2 separate regions of the Mus musculus genome follow, and region 1 is linked to region 2. Evidence: chromatin contacts called from ENCODE Hi-C or POLR2A ChIA-PET data. All regions are on one chromosome and are shown on one strand. Each heading gives the region's core, a stretch centred on a gene start or an enhancer-like site at or near the end of the contact. The rest is flanking DNA. Distances are from core to core; before and after follow the strand shown. Region 1 holds the start of 4931406C07Rik (RIKEN cDNA 4931406C07 gene). Region 2 holds the start of Mre11a (MRE11A homolog A, double strand break repair nuclease).

Region 1 (7,276 bases), core at 3,198-5,697, 520 kb after region 2:
TGTTCCCTCCCTCCCTCCTCCCTTTCTTCTTCCTTCCTGGCAGTGTTCAGCTACATCCCAGTCCGGCACTGTTATATGAATCTGCTCTTTATACTTTTTTCCTTTCTGTTCTCATTTCTGTTTGTTTGGTACTGGCATTGAGCCAGGAGCTCAAGTAAGCCAGGGAAGCAGTTTCTCATGGAGTGCTGTACTTAGCCTAGACCTGAGATTTCCTAACAGACGGTCTAGGAATATGGTCTTCAAACAAAATATATGCACTAAGAATTACAAGTAATTAATTAGTTTTACAGTTGTGTGCATGTGTATGTAAATACAATGTGTATACTTCACAGTATTCGATCTCTTAGTCGATACTCTATATTTGACATTTAAGCTAAAAGTTAATTGTCTTAGAGTTATTCCACTGTTTTTTTTTTAAAGATTTATTTATTTATTATATGTAAGTACACTGTAGCTGTCTTCAGACACTCCAGAAGAGGGCGCCAGATCTCAATACGGATGGTTGTGAGCCACCATGTGGTTGCTGGGATTTGAACTCCGGACCTTCGGAAGAGCAGTAGGGTGCTCTTACCCACTGAGCCATCTCACCAGCCCTCCACTGTTTTTAATACTACATTTATTTGTGTTTGTATGTACATGCATGTGTGTGTGTGTATCCTTGTGCATACCTGTAGAGGTCACAGGACAACTTGTAGGAGTTGGTTTCTCCTCCACCGTGTGGATGCCAGGAACTGAACTCAGTCAGGCTTACTGGTAACTAACTTCACCCACTGAGCGATCATGCTGGCCTGACTACCCACCCTTATTATTTTTAAACAGAGTACAAATTTTATTCTAAAAGTAGACCTCAGTAATAACAAAACAACAAAGTCTGGCATTATAATAGTATAACAGGAGTTTGTTTTTTTTTTTTCCCTGAAGCTAAAAAAAAAAAAATCTTATTTCCTTAATTTGAATTATTCCTTTTATCTGTCATATTAATAAGAGAAAATTTTAGTTACCAATTGAAATGGAAACCTATGAATGATTAGATTCTGAAAGTCTTTTTTTACTTTAATTTATAAATAAATATACTTACTTGGTAAGTACTTTTAGCGTTCGATTAATCTGGTAACCTAATCAATCATAATCTTATATTTTCCAAAAATGCATGGCAAAAGCACTTCACAAAAAACCAAGCACATATTCATAGATTGGTACTTATGTCCCTGTTCAGGAAATCAGCCTTATAAGCAAGCTCAGTGACATGGCTAGAGGGAGTCAGGGAAAGAAAAGGAGATGGGCAGGGCGGAGACAGGCAGGGCCAATCACAGCACAGGACAGTCAAATCACTGAGGGCATTCCTGCCTCCCAGAGCACCATGGGAGTAGCTAGCACTCAATATTGTTAATGGAACACCTCCTTAATCAGAATGGTTGGGTTTAAAAGTGCTCACGCAGCAAATGAAAAGTGGGTCCCTCACTTATCCATACCCTGTCTACATAATGGAATTCCTCCAACTCACAGGTCCTGCCTCTGTGTCTCCAGTGAAGCACAATCATAGGTGGCTGACAAGGAAGCCTTGACCTGTGTGCTGAGAGTGGAGCTCAGTCCGGGTGGAAAGCAGTGTGTGCTTTTAACTGCTGAGCCAGTTCTACAGGCTCATGTTTCTTAGGCTTAGGCGTTTTAATAAATTATTTCACTAAAAGTATTTATTTGTGTGTATGCCACAACCCCCATGTGGAGGTCGGAGGACAGCTTGCAGGAGTCAGCTCTCTCTGCACGTAGAACCCCTAAGCCATCTCTGGCCTACGATTTCTATTTTTGACCATACTTTCAGAACATATATCTTCCATGAACGTGCCATTGTACATATTTAGCACCTTATATTTACAGTCTTTCTTTAAAGATATAGGATCCCTACATTGTCTCCACAAATCATCCTCCTGCCTCAGCCTCCAAGGTAGCTGAAATAGGTGACATTTACTTTAGTACTTTACCAAACATTCGTTTTTACTGTCTTTTAATTATTTAACACATATACTCGTGTGTTTCCAATGAAATATAAGTAATTATTGAAAATAGGTCCCAGCTGCTATAATCATACTTGAATTACTCTAAACATATTTTTCAATTGATTGTTTTTAATGGTTTAGAAGTAAAACATGCTAATTTTCTTTGAAATAGTTTAAGACTGATATATCATATACAAATCTAGCTTCCACACTCTTTACCCAGATGCCCCATGTTAACAGTCTATCACACTTTGTACCAGGCGTCCAGAGATATTGCCTAGTATACAGACATGCCCAATCTGCTCAATGAGCAGTGTGTTAATCCAATGCTGATTGCTTGATTTTACTTTATTTTTTGTTGAGATAAGGTTCACTATATGGCCCAGGCTAGTCTGGTACTGTGCTCTTCCTGTTTGGATCCCTTGAGTGCTGGGCCAGTTCGATGTATGTACTACCACACCCAGTCTTAGTATAGCTCAGTATATAGTGAGGAAAATGAAAGCACTTTAGATGATTATACTTGTAGTAGAATAATAGGAATAATAGGAATTCAAATTAGAGTAACACCCCCCTTTTGGAGACAAGATTTTTCTGTCTAGTCCTGTCTGTCCTGTAGAACTCATTCTGTAGACCAGGCTGGCCTCGAACTCACAGAGTACTGGGATTAAAGGCATGTGCTACCACCGCCCAGCAATATCCCTAATTTTATACTTTCTACTTTCTTAAAAGAAAATCAGTTTGTTTTATATTCCTACCAAAATAGAGACAAAGTCTAACCATGGGACTCTCCAGACCGAATAACTGGTTTAGAAATGTACGTTTGTGTAGATGACGGCAGGGGAGAACACGTGTGTGCAGAGGTTGGAGTTGGAATTAGGAGCCAAAGGGAATGGTTTCCATCGATAGTCAGAGCTGCTCCAGCACAGCTTCCAGCCAGATGAAGGCAGATATTTACTTTCCTGATGTAAGTGGTGGGAGCCAATGGCTCAGACACAGGGTAGAGAAACGTGCAGGGGGAGAAACGACACGGAAAGCAACAGGCTAACGGTGACAATCATGCTGAGTGTCATGATTAAGGCCATCCTGTATTCAGAAATTGTCAGGCCCTTTAAAGTCCCTCAAAATTCTCAAATCCATGACAGACATATTGTACTTCTTACTGTACAGAAAAGGAAACAAAATTTATTCAAGATCATTCAGTTGTTACATGGCAGAAACAGGATTCAAAAGCAGGTTCAAGCCAGGCATGGTGGTGCACATGTTTAGCTCCAGCACTGGAGGCAGAGGGCTGTAAAGGCAAGAGGTTCTCTGTGAGGTTAAAGCCAGCCTGGTTTACAAATCAAGTTCCAGGATCGTCAGGGCTACATAAAGAGACATGTGTCAAACAACAGCAGCAACAACAACAAACTCAAAGGCAGGTCTGTAAATCCAGAATGCACCCCACCCTAAGCTGAATCAGCAGTGAAGAAATGGCCCCTTTGGCTGACACCAGGAAGACTTCAGAATAATCCTGCAGCACCAGGAGAAGTGCCCATCTTCCACCTAGAGGGGACTTCTCTCTTCCAAATATATTGCACACAATATATTGCTAATTATTAGGTACTTATGATATACCACACTTTTACGATATACTAGACTAGTAGGGTTCAAGCACAAGGCTGGCTTTACAGCTTTGCAAATAGTTCATTCAGTCACATAGGACCCTATATTCATACTGATCTAACCACACACACAGGTCTTTGTTTGCTTTTTTTGTTTTTATTTTTTTTTCTCCGTGGTGCCATGTACACTAGGCAAGCTCTCTATAATCCAGTTATATCTCTAGGCCAACAACTTTACATTTGAAATGTGTTTGTCTATGAGAACTCAAGGGATAGTAATATCTGCCCTCTCACCACAGATCTTGTCACGCACTCAATAAGGTGTTTGTAATGTTCCCTTACAACTTAGTCCTAGTGGACCTGCATGGGTGCAAAGCCAGAGTCAATGCTGCAGGATTCCACAGACTGTTGGACAGTGTGTGCAGGGGTCAAAAAGTAGAAGGTGCCGGGCGTGGTGGCGCACGCCTTTAATCCCAGCACTCGGGAGGCAGAGGCAGGTGGATTTCTGAGTTCGAGGCCAGCCGGGTCTACAAAGTGCCTTCCAGGACAGCCAGGGCTACACAGAGAAGCCCTGTCTCGAAAACCAAAAAAAAAAAAAAAAAAAAGTAGGAGGCAAGTGAGGACACAGGGACAGTACAGAAATCCATAACACATGCCACCCTTAGTCTGACAGAGAGCTTGGCACACTGCGGGCTCAGTCACCACAACAAATCGACGCTCACCTGGCCCGCAGTGTCCTCCCACTTGCAGGAAGGCCTTCTTTCCACTCAGGTTCGAACACAGGTTTAGTCTCCTGCCAGTCTTTTCTGATAGCTCTAGGCCAAGGGAGAGCCGGGGTACCGCCCCTCCCGGAGGCCCGCCCACCACACGCACAGCCACGCCCACCAACGTGTACTCACGCGAGATTTCGTCCTTGTCCTAGTCCGGCTGCTGGGCGCCGGGAGCGCTCTTTTCGACGCGGCGGAAGAGGTAAGCGGTTGTTCACTGTGGCCGCTCAGGTCTGCTGCGGGCGACGGGGCCGCAGGGCGGGGTTCTTTGGGCTGCGGTCCGCGCGGAAACGGCGCTCTTGTAGGGCCAGAGCAGCGGGCCGGAATCCCGCCATCCGCAGGCCGCACGAGGCTCCGGGTCGCTGTTGGGAGAGGCCGAGGTGTTCTGGGCCTGGAGGGCGTTTTTAGTGCCGTGTAAGGGGTCGCGTGCTGCCTGCGCACATCTCTTAGGTTACGTTCCGAAAGGGTCTTGCAGCGGGCCCACGGCGCATAGTCGACGCAGCTCACCACGTGGCCTCCAAAGCTTGTAGTCTCGGAACTGTAAAGTAGCGTACAGGTGGGAGTGATTCCTAGGAATTATCTTTGATTTACTCACAGGCATATCGTTGGGGCGACCGGGTCAACCTTAAATTTCAGTTTTGGTGGGTTAATTTAAAAAAGCAATTCATGTAGCGGGCATTTTGCAATCTAAGGTCGTAGTCACCCTGTTTTTCTTATCCTCGAAAGTTGTGATTATTTTTAGTTCTAGGATTTTGTGTAGCCTAGGAAAACTGTAGTCTTTTCTCCTTTAGTACATATGGCCGTTTTGCCTGCCTAATATTTCTACACCACGTGCACGCAGTGCTCACAGAGCCCAGAAGAGGACATCGAATCTCTTAGGACTGCTTACAGCTATTTTTAGGCTGGCATGTGAGTTCTGGGAGTCTCATCTTAGTCCATTGACAGTATTCTATTCATTTCTTTTTTGGGGGGGGAGGTTTCGAGACAGGGTTTCTCTTTATAGCCCTGGCTGTCCAGGAACTCACTTTTTAGACCAGGCTGGCCTCGAACTCAGAAATCCTGCCTCTGCCTCCCGAGTGCTGGGATTAAAGGCGTGCGCCACCACGCCCGGCCATTGACAGTATACTTAACTGCTAGGCTATCGTCTCAGCCATAATCTAAAGGTTCTTTTACACGTTGTTAGGATTACAGGCCTGTGACCATTTGATCAGTAGTGATTTTTGAGCCACTATCGCCATATCCCAACTACCCGAACTCTGTTTCAGTGTCGAGTTCGCAGCCCAGATTGGAATTAGAAATGCTACTGTGAGGCTAGGTGGTGGTTAAAGCCATGTCGGGTTTTGGGGGTAGATTTAGTGAGAAAACAAACTGCATTGGAATGTGGCTTCTTGTTTTCACTCACATATTTAAAGAAAACTATGCCATATGTGTGAGGGTACTCTGGAAGACAAAAGATCACTAACAGGGAGCTGGAGTTAACAGGAGATTGTGAGCAACCCGATGTGGATACTGGAAACAAGCCCACTCAGAGGCTTTAAAGTAGATATAAAATGTACTATCCATAGGGATTTTACAGAAATTCACACAGTGGGAAGGAGTATGCTGAACTTAGACTGCTGGTACATCATTGAAATCTGTGATTGCAGAAAATTGGGAAAGGCCGCGAAAAGTGATGGCTCAATCAGAAGTGAATTCTGTCTGTGTGGCATCGGATAGAGCTGGAGATACTGGAGACCAAAGGTAAGGTAGCTTTTGTGGGTAAACTAGAGATTCAGTCCAAATGTTCAATTTATTTTTGAGACATCTCAGTAGATAGAGCCATGGCTGCCCTCACCCAGGTAATCCTGCCCATCTACCTCTCAAGAGTTGGGATTAAAGGCATGTTACCACACCCTGCACTCCAGCAAGTTATTTGTAATGCTTGTACTTAAAATAGATAGAGAGAACCTCAATTAGCATTTATATTAGCTTGACAGTTTGATTAAAACTGTATAATTCTACCAACCTGAACATGTAGGAATGGAACATAGTTTATTTTTTCCAAGAAAACTACATTTGGGGGGCTAGTTCTGGTTTTATTGGCCCATTTTTGTTTAGTAGGTAGATAGTGGAAGCTTTAGTGATTAAGTGGTGCTTTTGAAAGTTAAAACTGAACATTTTAACCAACTGTCTTGTTTTAGATATAATAGTAAGTACTAGTGGTTAACTGGTACTGAATCTATTCTAAAATGCTGGGTATGATTTTAGGGGGTTGATCTTTGAAGAAATGCACTTTGAAATTTTAACATGGTTTTTAGGTTTGTCATGCTTTTGTCTGGTGTTCTAAGGGCAGTAAAGGCTGTTGGAGCTGTGAACTGAAGGAATGCATGATTGGGAGCATGGCCTTGAAACTCGGGGAGGATTATAGCTAATGATAACTGATGCAGTTTCATTTTTGTTTTAGTGATGACTCCTCTGATGGCAGCTTATTTAAAACTCAGTGTGCTCCTTCACCTATACAAAAGCAAAGACACCCTACTGTGAAACGTGTTACTTTACCTGCAAGTGTTGAAACAGATTCATCAAGTGACTCTTCTATAGAACCAAGGCCTCTGACTTTAAAGGCTATTTTTGAAAGATTTAAAAAAAAGAAACGGAAAAAGAGGAAAAAGAGAAAATATGAGCCAAAATTAAGACCAAGAGGAAGACCAAGAGGAAAACCATCGGGAACGAGGATCACTAGAAGGTCGCAAATAGATGCAAAACAAATTAAAGACAAAGGAGCTGTGTTTCCATTCTTAGAATCTGAGAGTGGAAGAAAACCTTTACCTTGGAAGAAAATTTTAACATATGAGGTGAGTTTTTTTTTTAAATGTAGGTGAATACATTAGGTAAGATTGAATGGTTTGTTGGCCATTCTTAATTGTTTGAGGGA
Region 2 (6,628 bases), core at 1,883-4,382:
GGCTGCTCGGTGAAGAGGGGTATACTCATCTTCATCCCTAGTGTTCACTTCAGCGGCCTTCTCAGAGAGTAGTCTCTGCACTGTAGCAAGCTATTGGAAAAAAGAGAACTTTAAACGTTCAACTTGAAAAAGACAATGAACAAAGATAATTACACCATCCAGTGGCTTTAGACTTTAAGATTCCCTTTTAGGGGAGGAGGGTAACTGATTAATAGTGAGCAAGTTAAAGCTCATTACACTCAGGAGCAACGCGGGAATCTGATTCTCTGATTATCACCCTAAGCTATCACATTATCCTACTCTAATAAATGCCTACTGTCCCATACCTGGGCCCTAGATGAACAAAGGGCTTATCTATATAGTTTATATGTCATCTCTAAAGCAAGCCTAATTTTCCTGTATCAGATTGTATCAATAGACATGGTATATGAACCAGAAAATAAAAAATGAAACTACTTTTAACAGCAGAATAAAGCGATGTTGAAGCCAGCTAGAGACTAAGGAGCACATCTTCTTCTCATGTTGCTGTGCACCATGTCTGGGCTGGTCTATGGACCAGACAGAGGACACTGTGCTCTGGGATTGAAAAGCTATCATACACTGCAAAACACTTCTGGTTTTGACTTACTAACATGGATATGGGAGAACTTAGTAAAGTTAAGTACAAATGGTCAAGTGGGAAGAACTGAGTCTGAGAGTGTTTTGGATGACATTTGCCTCCTCGCAAGACTGTGGGGAGTAAACAAGTGCAGTAAGACACTTGGTGGAGTTGCAGCTAAGTTAGTCTCCATCTTACTTGTTCTCAGTAATGCTGACGTGTAGAAGGATCCTAGTAATTTAATTAGAGGACTGTTTATAATTACCCCCAAACATCTAGAGCCAGCTTATAACATAATGTGCACTTTCATATACACTACTTCATGTGGCACTCCTATAAATGAGAAAAATATTAAGCTACCATTTTTAAAGACAAGAAATTAAAGGGTCAAAAATGTTGGAATGTGCCAAAAGGTAAAGATAAGATGTTTAGGAGTAGGTCTTTGGGCTCCAAACCAAATGCTTTTCCAACTATGTAATGGTTTCTTTTTTTTACCCGATTTTTTTCAGCAGCCCAAAGAAGCAATTTGCTTGGATCTTTTTCCATCTTTTTTTCTTGCAATTGGTACCACTCTTCGTTTTTTTCCTCTTGCTCTTCATCTTCATCAGAATTGCCTACCCAGAGACTCTGAGTACCAGTGGGAATCAGGTGTCCATGAGTTTTCAACAATTCAAGCTGGTTAAACTGTTCAGAAAAGTCCACAGAGTTTTCCAGGTCTGGTTTTTCATCATCCTTTTTTTCTTTTTCCATTTTTACTACTCTTTTAAATAAAAAGCATTTCAAGTACTAGGGCGCAATCTTTAAGGAGATGAATTATGTCTGCATTGTTTGATTCTTTCTAACCTGAAAACACAAACACAACAGTTGTTAGCACAGCAGTAACTAGATATTATTAACAGCACGGATACAACCTTACAAACAAGCCAGATAAATTCTATGTCATAAGGCTTTGGTGTTTTCTCATATCCATTAAGTTTACTAAATATAAGATTTCAGAGATTTCTGCTATCTATGATCATTTATAGTCTTTACCTTTTAGAAATGCTTTCTTCTACTAAGTAAATGGCTACAACTATCTTAATTTTAATCTATTAATTTAGGTATGTTAAAACTGATGGAGTCCTGACAGTGAGTACACAGGAGGACCATAGTTCACCCAGTCCTAAAAGATTAGTCTTCTGATAAACTGCCATATTAATTTATACACTGACATCAACTTCAAGAGTTACCTAGCACATAAGCCTTAAAGAAAATGAGAAGTTACTTTGAAAACCATCAATCTTTTAACCATATTTGTTGAATTTGGCAGTTTTTTGTTGCTATTGTTAGTGTTACCACTTCTTTCTGTTGACCCAATTAGAATCTAATGTTTATTATTTCAGGTGCTATGTCTTATATTGTTTTGCTATTAAGCTTTTAAGGATAGGCCATCTTTAACACAGATTATTATGCCATTTGTATGTAACCTGCATTAAGAACTATTTGTATCATTAAACTTAAGACCTATCATTTAATCTTGCTCTGAATGGCCTCTAAGAGGAACTTAGTTATACACACTCCTCATAGATTTGTTCTACTTAATTTCAAGTTTAATATTCCATTGTCCAATTAAGCTTCATCACTAGTGACAAGAGTATCAGAATCATGACCAATGACTTCTTAGGGCCTATAAACTCCATTAAGGGATTTGTTAAGGTTTTGGCAGCATTGTGTTTTTCTTTTTTCTTTTTTAAAAGAACTATCAGAACTATTTTCTTAACATTTTCAATATTTCCTTTCACTTCAAACTCATTTTTTAAAAAGCTACTATACACCAATTCATTAAGCGCTTAACAGATGTCACTAACCAAAATATGGCACAGATCGCAGCCCCCCTTCCCACACCTGAAAACTCCTTCATATTAATTCTTAACTTATTGTCTTGGTATGCTTAATTAAAAAATCAAACCCAAATGTATCTCGACTCTGGGTATAAAGCTCGATGCATACTATTATGGAGGAATAGGATGCATTTCCTAATTTAAAGGGAACCCTCCATTTTGAGAGAGATAGCAACTGTTCCAGTTCTCATCTCATTGGGTGGAGCCCCCCATTTCAGAGGCCTGCGCTCGGGTACTGACAGATCACTGTCGCTGCGGTACACGGGCCCTTCTGAGGTCCTGAGGGGGTCTGCTCTAACTCAAGGCTCCAAATCATTTCTACTGCACTTTCTTCAAGGTTCTCTGAAAACACAAAACCGAGGCTTCTGGGGCGATCGTCAGGGGAAGCAGGGAAGAAAGGTCTTTGGTCTAGCAGGCGAGGCCTTCCGAATCGCAAAGCGAAGACTCTGCCACGATGCTACCTGCGAGGTGGCCGGCCGCCCACAGCCGCCCGCCCCACCGCTCCGGACACGCGCCTCACCTTTCACAGAGAGAACCTCACCGAGAACTTCCTTTCCGGGTTCGCCCCTTCGCTGCTCAGGATTGGCTCCTGTGAGGTGACGGAGCCATTCTGTAGCCAATGAGAATCTAGACATTCTGTGATGTCACGTCATCAATGGATCTCGCGAGAAGTACGGATGCCGCTCTCCCGCGCCTAATTCAGGTTTCTGGGAGCGGTTTTCTTGTGGTTCTGGAGACTCCCGCCCCCTTTTCCTGAGGTAGAGATGGCTTGTGGCCTCCCTGGTCGACTCTGACAAGTCCATGTTGGGTAACTTAGGCTTTGCTACGGTCTTGTAGCGTGCGGGTCCGGGGCGAACGGAAGCCCCGAGTGCGTGGGGCCGTTAGGGAAGACGGGCCGGGTGGGCATGGAGGGATGCGGGCTCTGCGTTCCGCCTCGGAGTCCGCCTCGGAGTCCCGCGGGTGGGAGGTCTCCTGTAGTGGCAGCGCCGCCTTCGCCGAGCTGGGGATGCGAGGTGTTCCACTTAGACCATGTGTTGGTTATTTATTCTGTCTTTAAATGTGGGCTGCCCCATAAAACCCATGTTAGTGTTAAGAGTATGGGGTGGCCTCTGATTCAAAGTCCTGCGCGGAGCAGCTTAAATTATGCACGTAGAAAGTTACGTTTCATTTTTCCTGTCCAGGGGTTTACTACACACCAATCTCATGAAGAAGATAGTAGAGAAATAGTAGTGATAGTGCAATTAGGACTTCACTTCAGGATGTGGCTTTCTGTTCTTAGGTCATGAAACAATTATAGTAAGTGTTGAAGACGTACATAGGACTTTCTCAAAATCACTAGCGCTTGTTCAAAAAGTCTACCCTGCAACTGAGCTCATGTTAGTGAAATATGTGCAACCTTTATAATATGTGCATTTTGGTATTTATTTTTAGAGTTTGGATTCGAGTGGTTTTTCTGACATACCTGAACACTTGGAGAGGAACCTGGTACAGAGGAACTCTACTATAAAAATGAGCCCCACAGATCCACTGTAAGCCTGACATATTAATTGTGATGACCTTACGAGAAAAGTGATATTTTAATATAAACAGCAACAGAATTTAATAATGGATAGAGTATCCCCCAAAACGTCTGTCATGCATAATTAAAAGCACATACTTATGCTTATTAGCAATAAATAAATAAATAATGAGGTGGAGCAATAGATGAATGTGTTGCAGTAATTACATGGCCATGCAGGGAGGCTCATGCTCTCTGGCTTTGTCTTAGTCTCGAGTCTATAAATAGTCCTTTAGAGTAAGTTACCCTAGTTGAAGTGAATTTGAACAAAATGGAAAGAAATAAAAGGACTATAGAAGTCAGGTGGCAGAAGAAAATCCTTGAACACGAGTGGTGTCTTCCACTCTGGTTTCAAGTTCTTGGTCAAAATTAGCTGTTTAATGTTAGGAAGATCAGCAGTTCTCTGGCTTGCCTGGTTTTATTTTCATTTGCATAACTAGACTAATAATACTCCTTTCCAGTTAATTTTGAGGTCTGAATGAGAGTGGAAGGGTACAGCTGTGGGAGCTGAGAAGTTTGTGGGTTACCCAGGGCTTCGTGCATACAATTGTGGATGTTTCTGATCTGTGGAGTTATATACAAAAGTGAACTAACTATACGAGTGAAAATAGCCTAACTTTTACTGCCTTAGTCTTGTTTCTGCAACTGGTTGTGTGATGAACGAGTTACTATCTCTGTGTCTGGCCTTATTTTTTAGAGATAGTGACCATGCTTGCCTCTTTCTCTGCAGGGACTGAGATATAAAGAACTAAACTTAATGCTAAGTATAAATGGGTGTTAATAATTCTTAAGCTGCTGATTTACCTGAAAGTACCTTTGTTTGGGTTTAAAGAATTCTGTTCTGTTATTTGGCCACATTTATTGTTGAAAACTATGTAAACAGCAGAGTCAGGCAGACGCCATCAGGGATTGGAATGTAAGCAACTAGTATATTAGTATAAAATCTATTCTTACACTCAGAGGAAGACTATTAAATAACTTTCCTGGAAAAGTGTACAGTCAGATACTTAACAAGAGAGCAAACAAAGCCTTTTGGATTTTTGTGGAGCTATCTAGGGAACAGACCTGACTACATAAAGCTGGTTATATGAAGCTTATAAATTTCAGAGCAGACGGAACACTTCCAGTGTCACTCACAGTGGCTCTGTGTTGAACTTGTGATTAGAAAGCTGTGATGCTAACGATCTGTTGAGTACTGCAGACTTTCATGCTGAGGCTATAAACAGGATTTTGCGTTACAGTTTTGTTATTGCTTATCTTCTGCTTGTTTGAATATCTTTTTAATGGATTGCATTGAATTGTGTTCTCTTCTTTATACAGTGACGATGAAGACACATTTAAAATCCTGGTTGCCACTGATATTCATCTTGGATTTATGGAGAAAGATGCAGTTAGAGGAAATGATACATTTGTGACATTTGATGAAATCTTAAGACTTGCCCTGGAAAATGAAGTGAGTTTGGGGTATATTTGTGCATGCTCTAATGTACTTCCTTGGTAACAGGCTCTTTTCCATTAAGTTAGAGTTAATTATATAACCTCATGCATTCGGCATTTCTTGGCTAAATACCAATATACTAAAAGCCTGGTTAAAATTTTGAGTTCTTTGTGTTCACAATTGGAGCAGAAACTGTTGTGACAAGTAACTTTCAAAATTAGAAACACAGGGTGTTTAATGATGTACAAACCTGTTACAACTTCTACCTGAAATAAAAAGATGGCAGTTAGTTTTCAAAGAACATATATCCAGAATGTGAGACAGCAGTTCCCAAGCAGTCAAGTACAAGGTCATTTGTGGTAAGCCCGCACAATTTCCTGGGACTTTGGAGGTAGAGGAGATTGGTGTTTATATGAAACCAGTCAAGGAGGTGACATTTAACACGTGTGTTGAAAGAGAAGCAGCCTTTACTGATAGGTGGCACAGAGAATGTATGGTCAGTGTGAAGCAGAATTGAAGGCACAGGGATAAGACAACACTCGAGGATGGTAGGGACTGGTTTGGCTTGCCCGTGGGCCATTTGTGTGCTCAAAGAGGGCTGAGAATGTAGCACTGTTGGTAGACTGCTTGCGTGCCAGGTACAAGGCCCTGGGATTGCTCCATAGCAGTACATGACACTTGAGTGCAGTGGTACACCTGTAATCCCAACACCAAGGAGGTAGAAGCTGGGCGTTTAAGGTCATCCTCAATTGCCATACTGACTTCCAGGCTAGCTTGAACTACATTAAAAAAAAAAAAAAAAAAAAAAAGCCAGAGGGCTAGCACTGAAAGTTTTGGTGTGTAGAGCTGCAGTCATTAGACTCAGTCTGTGCTCAGTGCAGAAGAAAGTCTAGCAGCCTGGTACTGTAGCAGGAGTTGGAGACTATTTTAATGCTTTTAAAATCTGCAGTTCTGGGTGTGGAAAAGAATGAATATGAGAGGTGTAACAAGTAGAAAGTGTACGTGTGTTAATTTTTAGGATTTGAACGAAAGTCAGATGTGTTGAGCCTGGGTACCTGATGGTGGCATTGGTTTAAAACATCTAACTGAAGGAGAATCTGTCCGGGAAGGTGTTGAACTCTAACTTAACTAGAATAGAGTTGGAGATTGCACTG

Evidence for each region. A loop is a pair of places that touch in the nucleus more often than their neighbours do. ChIA-PET counts read pairs that join two places held with the same protein, here RNA polymerase II (POLR2A).
Region 1: a loop to region 2 is called in a map of adrenal gland, with 3 times the contacts of the local background. The contact joins the promoter of 4931406C07Rik here to the promoter of Mre11a in region 2. A Hi-C loop is called at or near these places in 1 of 37 maps with a recorded cell type or tissue (adrenal gland). POLR2A ChIA-PET finds 5 or more read pairs at or near these places in 2 of 5 experiments (both embryonic stem cell).

The regions. Positions count from the first base shown.
Region 1 is chr9:15,301,720-15,308,995 of GRCm38, forward strand. It overlaps 4931406C07Rik (RIKEN cDNA 4931406C07 gene), which reads right to left and starts at 4,448. Exons shown (of 9, transcript NM_001199485.1): 1 at 4,318-4,448. Taf1d (TATA-box binding protein associated factor, RNA polymerase I, D) reads left to right here and starts at 4,495. Exons shown (of 7, transcript NM_029248.2): 1 at 4,495-4,564; 2 at 6,009-6,102; 3 at 6,806-7,196. The coding sequence starts at 6,035.
Region 2 is chr9:14,781,522-14,788,149 of GRCm38, forward strand. Mre11a (MRE11A homolog A, double strand break repair nuclease) reads left to right here and starts at 3,133. Exons shown (of 20, transcript NM_018736.3): 1 at 3,133-3,236; 2 at 3,910-4,007; 3 at 5,357-5,489. The coding sequence starts at 3,988. Ankrd49 (ankyrin repeat domain 49) reads right to left here and starts at 3,052. Exons shown (of 3, transcript NM_019683.4): 1 at 2,999-3,052; 2 at 1,094-1,441; 3 at 1-90. The coding sequence starts at 1,348.